Linked DNA regions of Mus musculus: region 1 is linked to region 2. Evidence: chromatin loops called from intact Hi-C (ENCODE). Cell type or tissue: heart. All regions are shown on one strand. Region 1 has its middle 8.4 kb from the start of Alpk3. Region 2 overlaps Iqgap1 (IQ motif containing GTPase activating protein 1).

Region 1 (5,000 bases), 310 kb after region 2:
TTGGAGGCAGAGGCAGGTGGATTTCTGAGTTCTAGGACAGCCTGGTCTAAAGAGTGAGTTCCAAAACAGCCAGGGCTACACAGAGAAACCCTGTCTCAAAACAAAAACAAAAATAAAATAAAAAACTAAAAAAAAAAAATGTGTGTATATAAAGATAGTTTTAATCTCTAGCATAGGCTAGTCTAAAATTCATTCTATAGTCTAGGCTGGCCTTAAAGTCATGAGACCCATCTGCCTCAGGCTCCCAACTACCAAAATGACAGGTGTAAGCCACTACACTCCTATATATATATTTTTTAATTTTAAATTGTGTTACATGCAAGAATACTAGAAACCAATACATGTTATTGGCTGTGTGGGAAATGGGTCATAGAAATAAGGTAAAGTCATTTATTCCAATTACAACTGGGAGGAGAGCCATCTCATTAAGTGCTCAAGTGACTATAGACCTGTAATATCACTAACTTCAAGGGTCACAGTGCTGTCACATACATAGCCATTGTCCTGATGCACTAGACCTAAAGTCAAGCCCATTCCACTACCTTTGCCTCCATTCTCTGAAGTAGAGAAATGGCTCTGTGTGTGTGTGTGTGTCTGTTGAGACTAAGGCTGTCTGTGTTCCTGGCTCTTGTGGAGCCCTCGCTGTAAACCAGGCTGGCTTTGAACTCAGAGATCTTCCAGCCTCTGCCTCCTGAGTGCTAGTGTTAAAGGCGTGCTACTCTCTAAGAAGCTTTGCCTGAGGGGATCTCACAGTTCTTTCCTAGACTGGTACTGTTCAAGAAGCTTTTGGATATGATTTTTAGAGTGCAGCCAAAGCTAGGTGTCACACACCTTAATTACAGCACCAGAGAGGCAGAGGCGAAAAGATCAGGAGTTCGTGGTCATGTCTCTACCCAGTGAGTGGAGGCCAGCCTGTAGTGATCCAAAACGAAGAAAGAAAGAAACAAGGAAGTCAGGTATGGTGTCACATGCAAGAGTTGTAATCCCAGCACTTGAGAGGCAGAGGCAGAAAGATCTGCCTTTGAGCCAGCCTGGTCTACAGAGTGAGTTCTGGGCCAGCTCTAGCTATATAGGAAAGACTCTGTCTCAAAATCTGTGAGGAAATGATGGAAGTGAAAAAGCTGTGGAGGTCCAGGCAGGCCTGCTGTCCAGCCCAGCAGCAGAAAGGAGCCACATGCTCAAACCCTGACTGGACTGGGAGCTGAGCTAGGCTTGGGGCTGTGGCTCAGTGGTGAGACATCTGCCTGGAGGTTCTGTGTTCAACCCCTCCCATTGGAGGATAGGGTGGGGGTCGATAATGGAGTAAGAAGCGAATGGGACAGGTGGTAGCTGGATTTGTTAGTGGTGTCACTTGCGTGGGCAGAAATGGTAGCAGTTGTTACTGTGAGGCATTCAAAATCTCAGAGGAATGAGAAGATGTTTAGGAGATGGAGAGCTAAGGCCACTAAAGATTGCTTTGAAAAAACCTTGGCAGCACAAGCCTGTGAACCTGGCACCCAGGGTCCTGAGGGAAAGAGGTTCAAGTTCTAGACCAGCTTGGCTAACTTAGAGGAATGCGAAGGCTCTATATCAAAATGAGAACAAAGGGAAAAGCCAGGGATACAGCTCAGAAAGGAAGACTTGATAGGGAGATAAAAGGTTAGTTCATGCTAAAAGGAGAAGCCAAGGTTGGGAGATTTTTCTAGGCTCAGTTGAAGATGAGTTGGTTTTCTGGGCTCAACTAACTGCTGCCCTGTGACCCCGGGCACCCTTTCCTCTGGAAAGGGCCTGGACGTATGGCAGTGTGGCATTCAGTCAGAGCATGTAGGCAAGAAGGAACACGCAGCTGGGTAGCCTTACTTTGGGGGACCCAAATTCCCCTTCCATTCACACTAGGATCAGAGTGCCTTCTTGTTAGCAGTAATCCTTCAATTGGTTTCCACTTGCTCCAACACAGCTGTGGCTGCATCTCCAGTCCCTGGATAGGAACATGCCAGACTGGCCAGCTCATTCCACAAGGGCAGGACCCAGAGGCTCCACCCTCCTGGAACAGAGGCTCAGTTGCTTGAGCTGAGGGCTACCTAAGCTCTTGGAGAGAGATCAGACAAGCATTTGAAAGTACTGTGGTATGACCCAGTGGCACAGGGTTGCAATCCCAGCCGCTCAGAGGCTGAGGCAGGAGTATGGAAAGTTCAAGGCCTGCCAGGCCCAAGAATATATAGCTTAGACCCTGTCTCAAGAAAGAAAGTAAGGCCTGGCGTGGTGACGGATGCCTTTAATCCCAGCACTCGGGAGGCAGAGGCAGGCGGATTTATGAGTTCGAGGCCAGCCAGGGCTATACAGAGAAACCCTGTCTCAAAAAACCAAAAAAAAAAAAAAAAAAAAAAAAAAAAAAAAAAAAGTAAGAATCAGGCCAGAGATATATCTCAATGCTGGTATGCTTGCCTAGCCCATGTGTGGTGGCCACACACACACACACACACACACACACACACAGCAGATCAGCTTGAAGGAAGGATAGCTAGCCTGCAGTGTGAGGTAATAGAATCTCATGGATAAAAAGAAGAACAGGGTCTTCTGGGTTTTGTTGAATTCTCATGCTAGGATTTGGCTTTAAAATGAGAACAAAGAGAAAGTAGTCCCAGTGAGGGTGTGTGTGTGTGTGTGTGTGTGTGTGTGTGTGTGTGTGTGTGTGTGTTGACAAGAGGATCCTAAGGACTCATTGGCCAGTCAGTTTAGCACAGTGAGCTTCTGATTCACTAAGAGACCTTAGCTCAAAGAGTAGTCATGGAAAAGCAACCCCTGGCCTCTATATGTCCCACAAGGCCAAGTATGCACACATGCACCTCACACATTTAAAAAGGGAAAGAGCAAGGAAGACATGGTGGCGCACACCTTTTGAGCATTCTGAAAGCAGAGGCAGGCAGATGTCAAATTTGAGGTCAGCGTGGTCTACATTATGAAGTCCGTGGTATCCACATACCACAGAGTGAAATCCTGTCTCAAGAACAATGAAACGATTTCCCATGGGTGCTGTGTCTGCACATTTGAGGGGCTTCTGTGGTCCCAGAATTTGAGCTGTCTTAGAATGGAGTCTAATTTGAATCAAGGAAAAATGAGAATGAGAGGAAGTAGTCCCTGTGTGTGTGTGTGTGTGTGTGTGTGTGTGTGTGTGTGTGTGTGTGTGTAAATGGGTGTGTTTACAGCCTGGAGCTGTGCGTGCAGGGACTGGGCATCTCCCGGATCAACATTCTAGCTAGTGTTGAGACCCTGTGATGTCAGCGTGGGGATCAAGGTAGAGGGATACTTAATGATGCCAAGTTCCCTTCTTGTCAACACTGTTTGGACCCTGTAACTGTATATTTTGTCTTCAACTTACCTCCGTCCCAGTTTGGGGCACTCTCGGTCTCTAGGAGATCTAGTTAGCCCTCAGAACCTGGCAGCTGGCCATTCTTGTTGGGCATAGCCATGGGGTTGCTTTGCCCTTGTTCTCAGAAGGCCGTTGTCTGTACTTTGAGACCCAAGTCAGCTAACCCATCACAGCTTGATAAGGTGGTGGTGGTGGGAGTTCCTTTTGGGCTCTTCTTCGAAGTTCAGAAGTGAAAGGAAGGGTTATTCTCTCAGGGAAAAGCAAACACTTGATAGACTTTATAGTCTGTAGAGAGAGAAGCCCAGCAGGGAGGGCAGGAAGCTGAGAGCTGACTGCTGAGAAGGCCCCGAGTTTTGGGGACCTTAGAAGGGAACCATAATACACTCTGAAGCAGAGGTTGTTGTGACAGGTTGGTAATGGCAGCTTTTCTTCAAAGCTGGCGTTATTGCCCAATAACTTCACTTTGTCCTGTGGGGTTGGTTGGTTTGTTTAGTTTTCTGAGACAGGGTCTCCCTGTATAGCCCAGGCTCACAGCAGTTCTCTTACTTTGCTTTTTCCCTTTTGTTTTCTGTGGCAGGGTCTCAGTATGTAGCTCAGGCTAGCACCTAGCTCATAACAGTCATCCCACAGCCTCCTGGGATCTACAGGTATGTGTTACCATACCCACCGTACACAGGGTCTCCATTCCCCCAGCTCCTCCCAGCCCCATGCTTTGAAGGAACAAATGGCCTTTGGAAGGGAGGAAGGTGAAAGAGAAGGTAGACTCTTAATTCCTATATTTAAGTATTTACAAACGTTGGTTATATTGGAGGGCCATCCTAAGGGGACAGATCATCCCAGCTACAGATGGAAAAGAACAGTTAGGAAAGAGTCACCATCACCTCAGCCACAAGGAGCAGCTCGGTTTTTGCTGGATTTCCTTTTTGGTTTTTGGTTTTGTTTTGTTTTGTTTTGTTTTGTTTTGTTTTGTTTTGTTTTGTTTTGTTTTGGGGGTGGGGGTGTTTCAAGACAGGGTTTCTCTGTATAGCCCTGGCTGTCCTGGAACTCACCCTGTAGACCAGGCTGGCCTCAAACTCAGAAATCTGCCTGCCTCTGCCTCTGCCTCCCGAGTGCTGGGATTAAAGGCGTGCACCACCACGCCTGGCTTTTTCAGATTTCATTAATTAATAAATGTATAATTTTATGTCTATGGGTGCTTTGTCTCTGAGTGTATGTATCTGCACTGTGTACATGCCCGCTGCACAGAGAGGCTGTCAGATCCCCTGAAGCTAGAGTTACCGATGGTTGTGAGTCATCACGTGGGTGCTGGGATTCAACCTGGGTCCTCTGCAAGATGTAGCCTTGATAGCTGAATCTTTTCTCCAGTTCTCTTGCAAGATTTTGGAATTCCTCCTGTGGCAGGTGGTGCATCCCCACAGCTTTTGGCTCCTCCCGTGTTTGTTTGTTTGTTTGCCCCTTGTTTGTTTCTGCTTGAAAGGCTTGCATCCCTGGTGCATCTCCTGATCCACGGTCTTGCTTCATCCTGACAGGTACCCACTGCTGGCCCTTTCCAGACCCTGATCTGAAGTCTGGACTTTTTTTTTTTTTTTTTTTTTTTTTTGAGACTCGGTCTCATGTTTTAGTACAACTAAAATTCACTATGTAGCCCAGG
Region 2 (5,000 bases):
AAGACATTCATTTGGCTTAGCTTTACCCAGGCAGAGATCACCACTCACCCTCACGCCCTTCCCTCTTGCACGGGGCCAAGGGCCCCTCGCTGTTCAACTGCTTCAGTTACAGCCAGATCCTTTCCGGTTGTTAGGCCCTCAGCCAGCTGGCAGGGCGGTCAGTCACGCACACTCCGCACCTAGCACTTACCTTCTCATCCTCTAGGTCCAGCTAAAAGAAGTCCCACCTCTGCAGACGGTTCTCCCTAATGCCTGCCAGCATTAGCGCTCTCCTGTACTCGGGTAGATACCTTACAGAAAGTTTTAAAAACCTTTCCTTGGTTGTAACTTTTATTTACCTGTTTGTTGTCTCTGTTCCCTAGTAAGCTATGAATGGGTAAGGGGAGAAGTCTGTTTCATTCACGATGATGATGGTGGTGATGACGATGGTGATGGGGAGAGGTGTGAGGCACAAAGCACACGTGGGGCTGGTTCTCTCCATGTTCACATGGACTTGAGAGGAAATTCACTTCTCCAGAATCACACAGGAAGAAGAGCCTTACCCACTGCGCTCTGCTATCCATGCCTCGTTCACTGTTAGGTTTGATCCTACATGCATTTGCTAAACAGGGGAATTATCAATTTGACGACTTACAGCATAGTTCTCAAAGGGAAAGTGTGTGTGTGTGTGTGTGTGTGTGTGTGTGTGTGTGTGTGTGCGCGCGCGCATGTGTATTTCTTTGTAGTCTATGCTGGCCTGGAACTCACTGTGTAGCTAAGACTGACCTTTCTGCCTCTAGAACCCAAGTGCTGAGACTGTGGACATGGGCCATCATGCCTGACAGGAAACGTCCTTTGAACAATCATTACTTTGCAAATCAGAAGGAACTGCTTTTTTTAAACAGATACGAAAACAGCAAACACAAAAGAAAGGGGCTGTGAGCACCAACCTCGCCTCTCCTGTCTGCGACTCCATCTGATTAACCCAAGACTTGTAAATATCCACAGGGTCGGTTTTGATGTTGAGAGACTTGTCATCCATAATTTCCTTCACGACAGGGGCCAAGATCTGCCGGAGGGCATTCTGGCCCCGGGCACCACGGTTGAAACTTACAACCATCTTAATAACCGTAGGGTTTCCTGTCACGATTTCTTGAATCTGATCCACCTTTGACCTATGAGATGCCAAACACAAACAACATTTAAACTAACCTCAGGATCTATCGACCTATAGATGCTCTTATGGAAACAGGTCAAGTCTTCCCCTGGAAGCATTTCCCAGCATTCCCAGAACCTTCTGGTAGCTGCCCACTCGGGTGTAAGAGTCATGGCCGGAGCTCCACATCGGGACCAGTACTGTCACATCGTTTCCCCGAGATAGTCTATGTTGCTGAGGCTGGCCTCAAACTCCTAATCCTCCTGCCTCTGTCATTGCCTCCTGACAATACTTGTTTCATTTGAGACAGGGTCTCTGATTTTCTTGCCTTGGCCTCCTGAATGCTGGGATTACAGCCACCATACCAGCCCATTCTTCCTTTTAAAAGTTATGTATAGTTATTTATCTAGAACAGAATGTATGCGAGGGTCAGAGAATGAGTCAGTTCTTTCTACCATGTGCTCTGAGGACTGAACTCACGTCATCAGGCTTGGTAGCAAGCACTTTATACCCACTGAGCCATCTTGCCAGCTACTCCCGGCTGTCTCTCAAGAGTCATTCATAACTGTAACAACTATGCTATAGTAGTAACTGCTGAGACTTAGCTACTGTCTAGTTCAGCTGCAAGATTAAAAGGTCTTCCGTGCCTCTAAATGATGGGGAAACTAGACAGGGATGGACAGGTGACCACACTGGACACAGTAATGCTTTGTGTGGTGTACGCTTAGCCTGCGGAGTGGCACTATTAGGAGGAGTGGCCTTGCTGGAGGACGGGTGTCACTGTGGGGCTGGACTTTGAGACCCTCATCCTAGTTGCCTGGAAGTCAATCTTCTCCTGTTCGCCTTCAGAACAAGATGTAGAACTCTCAGCTCCTCCAACACCATGCCTGCCGGGACACTGTCACACTTTCCGCCATGATAATGGACAGAACCTCAGAATCCATAAGCCAGCCCCAATTAAATGTTGTTCTTTATAAGAGTTGCCTTGGCCACGGTGCCTCCTCACAGCAATGGAAAGCTAACTAAGACACCGTGGTGTGAAGACCTGTCCTGGGCATTAATCCTGTTAACTATCAGCCTCCTGCCCACCCTCTAGAATGCTGGGATTTCAGGACTGCACGGCCATGGTAGGAGGCTAACAATACTTGATACTAGCTATTAAAAAGTAGATACTTTAAAAACAGTATTTCTCATAAATTGAGACCAAGGAAAGGCAAAGGTTGCCTGCGTCTGAACTGTGAGCATCTCTGGCGACAGGCCCACCCGCCCTCCCTCTCCGTACTTGATCTCCTCCTGCAGAGCTGTCTGGAAGAGCCGCAGCAGCAGGTACTCCTCCCGCTGGTTAGATGCATAGTTGTACAGCGTGAAGATCACAGAGTCCATGAATTTGGTGGACTTGTTTTGTGGCATCTGAAAGATCAGCTTGGCCAGATAGGTAGGGTTGGTCTGAAAAGAAGCCAACACATCAGAAACTTCTAGGCTTGTCTTTTCATTGTCTTTTTTAAATATTAATTTTGAAAGTATAATTTTATTATTTCTCCCTTCTGATTCCTCCCACAATGCCTCCTATACACCCACCCTTACACTCGCAAACTCATGGCCTCTTTTTCTTTAATTGTTGATCTATAAATACATAGTTACAACCTGCTCAGTCTGTATAGTGTTGCGTGTGTGTGTGTGTGAGTGTGTATTCATGTGTGTGAGAGTGTGTGTGCGTGTGTGTCCGTGTGTGTGTGTGTGTGTGTGTGTGTGTGTGTGTGTGTATCTTCAGGCTGACTGTTTGGTACTGGATAACGAGTTAGTCCACTCTCCCCTGGGGAAGGCCGTTTCTCCTGCTCTCAGCATAGTTGCCTGTAGCTCTTTGGCTAAGGTCGAGGCCTCCTGAACTTACCCCTCCCAAGCTCATGCTTTGTAAAACTTCAAGGATTGCAATTTACAGAAGGAAAACAAGACAGCCCCTCACATATCCCTCAGTGGAAACCAGGTAGGACTCCTACAGGGATCTGTGGGAGGTTCCCCCGGAGAAGTCAGTCAACCAGGTTGTACACAAGCCACCCAGGAGCCACTTGCCTGCAGGAGATAAAAGAGATGCTGATAGGCCTCCAGCTTCTCCCTCTTCTCTTTGCTCAAAGCCTTGAGCCCGCCCTTCTGCTTGTTTATCATCATCATGTCGGACAGCTGTTCCTTATTTTTTTTGGTAAGTTTTTTACTATGGGAAACCACATCCTAGAAACAAAAACCAACAGGCTGATCAAAAGGCTGACAGAGACGAGACCACGGGCGCTGTGAGGAAGGACTTGTGCACCTGTCCAGCTGCATGCACCACGCTGGCCCATCCCACCACACGGCCGATTTCATCCTGTTTCCCACAACACAAGCTCCTACTGCCACCCGCCTGTGTGAAGAACCCACGCCATGGATTTCCCCATGGGATCAGAGGGAAAATGTCCATGTAATTGGCAAGTCAATTTCTAGGAGTTGATCTTAAAAATCATGACTCTTAAAAAAAAGGGGGGGGGGGCCTCCTGTCCCTATGCTGGCCTTCAACTTACTCTGTGGCTAAAGGTGACCTTGAACATCTTCCTGCTTCCACTTCCCAAGGGCAAGGACTGAAGGCATGTAACACCATGCATGCCTAGTTTATGCAGTCTGTGAGGGGAAACCCACAGCTTCAAGCATGCCACCAACTAAGGGCATACATATCTTAAGGGACAGGCCTACAGCTCAGGGGCAGAGTGCCCAACCAGCATGCCCAATACCCTGGCTTCAGGTCTAACAACACAATAAACAAACACATAAACATACTCTTTAGCTGTGCATGATGGCACGCGTCTGTAATCCTAGTTACTCAAGAGGTCAAGAAAAAGGGCTACCAGGTTATCCAATGTGAACAACGGATCAAGATACTGTCACTAAGTAAAATTTACACAAAGCTGGGTAGGAAGCAACTAGGGGCAGTTGGATATGTAGCTCAGCCTCGTATGTGTGAAGCCTTGGGTCAATTTCCCACACTGTAAAGAACGAAGAAACAAATGAACAACCAAGGTTTAAAAACAAACAAACAAACAAACAAACAAGGCTGGTGGGGGCTGGAAAGATGGCTCAGCGCTTAAGAGCATTGGCTGTTTTCCAGAGGACCTGAGTTCAAATCCCAGCACCCACACGGCAGCTCACATTCATCTGTGATTCCAGTTCCAGGAGATCTGACTCGCTCTTCAGGCCTTCTTGGGCACTAGGCATGCATAGATAGATAAGCAGGCAAAACATAGACATATAAACTAACAAATAAATGGGGGTGGGGGAGGCTGGTGAGAAAGCTCAATAGGTAATGGTGCTTGCTGCCAAGCCCGGCAACCAGGGCGATATCACATGTTAGACGGGAACAAGTTGCAACTTGTTCTGTGACATCTACACGTATCCAACCCCCAAATAAATGAAATAATTAATAAATACCCTAAACTCGAAATATCTAAAGTTAAAGCCCTAAAGGACAAAATCACCCAGAACAAAATTCTGGAAACAATGTCAGCTGGGCAGAGTGGTGAGTCTGCAGTCCTAGCCATGTGGATAGGACGGTAAGCAGTTAGAGAACTTGTCGTAAACTAACCAGTCCTCAGTATAGTTGGACATCACTGGGATGCTATTTATAATAAAAGCATAGATAACAGGCAGACAAATGAGATGATTCACTGAACCAAAAAATCTGGAAATGGAGTCTTAGTTTCTAAGTAGGCAAAAAAAGAACAGAAAATGATAGTTGGTGGAATTAGAAAAGGGTTATCTATAAAAAAAATTATATATATATATATATATATATCAGCCACTACACTCCCTGTTAGACAAGGCTGGACTCCACACTCCCTGT

What was found. Hi-C counts contacts between places; a loop is a spot of excess contacts. Peaks named below come from ENCODE experiments on the same cell type or tissue, not always from the same donor. Only the 100,000 strongest peaks of a DNase experiment are listed, where the experiment ranks them.
Region 1: a loop joins it to region 2, with 1.9 times the contacts of the local background. A loop is called at or near these places in 5 of 42 quality-filtered maps.

The regions. Positions count from the first base shown.
Region 1 is chr7:81,046,736-81,051,735 of GRCm38, forward strand. No RefSeq gene overlaps it. Among named protein-coding and RNA genes, the nearest start is that of Alpk3, 8.4 kb to the right of the region's middle. In heart, no CTCF peak of the experiment used is centred here; a DNase peak (open chromatin) is centred at 1,996.
Region 2 is chr7:80,733,057-80,738,056 of GRCm38, forward strand. Iqgap1 (IQ motif containing GTPase activating protein 1) reads right to left here. Exons shown (of 38, transcript NM_016721.2): 24 at 3,206-3,361; 25 at 2,418-2,581; 26 at 930-1,154. Among named protein-coding and RNA genes, the nearest start is that of Crtc3, 47 kb to the left of the region's middle. In heart, no CTCF peak of the experiment used is centred here; no DNase peak of the experiment used is centred here.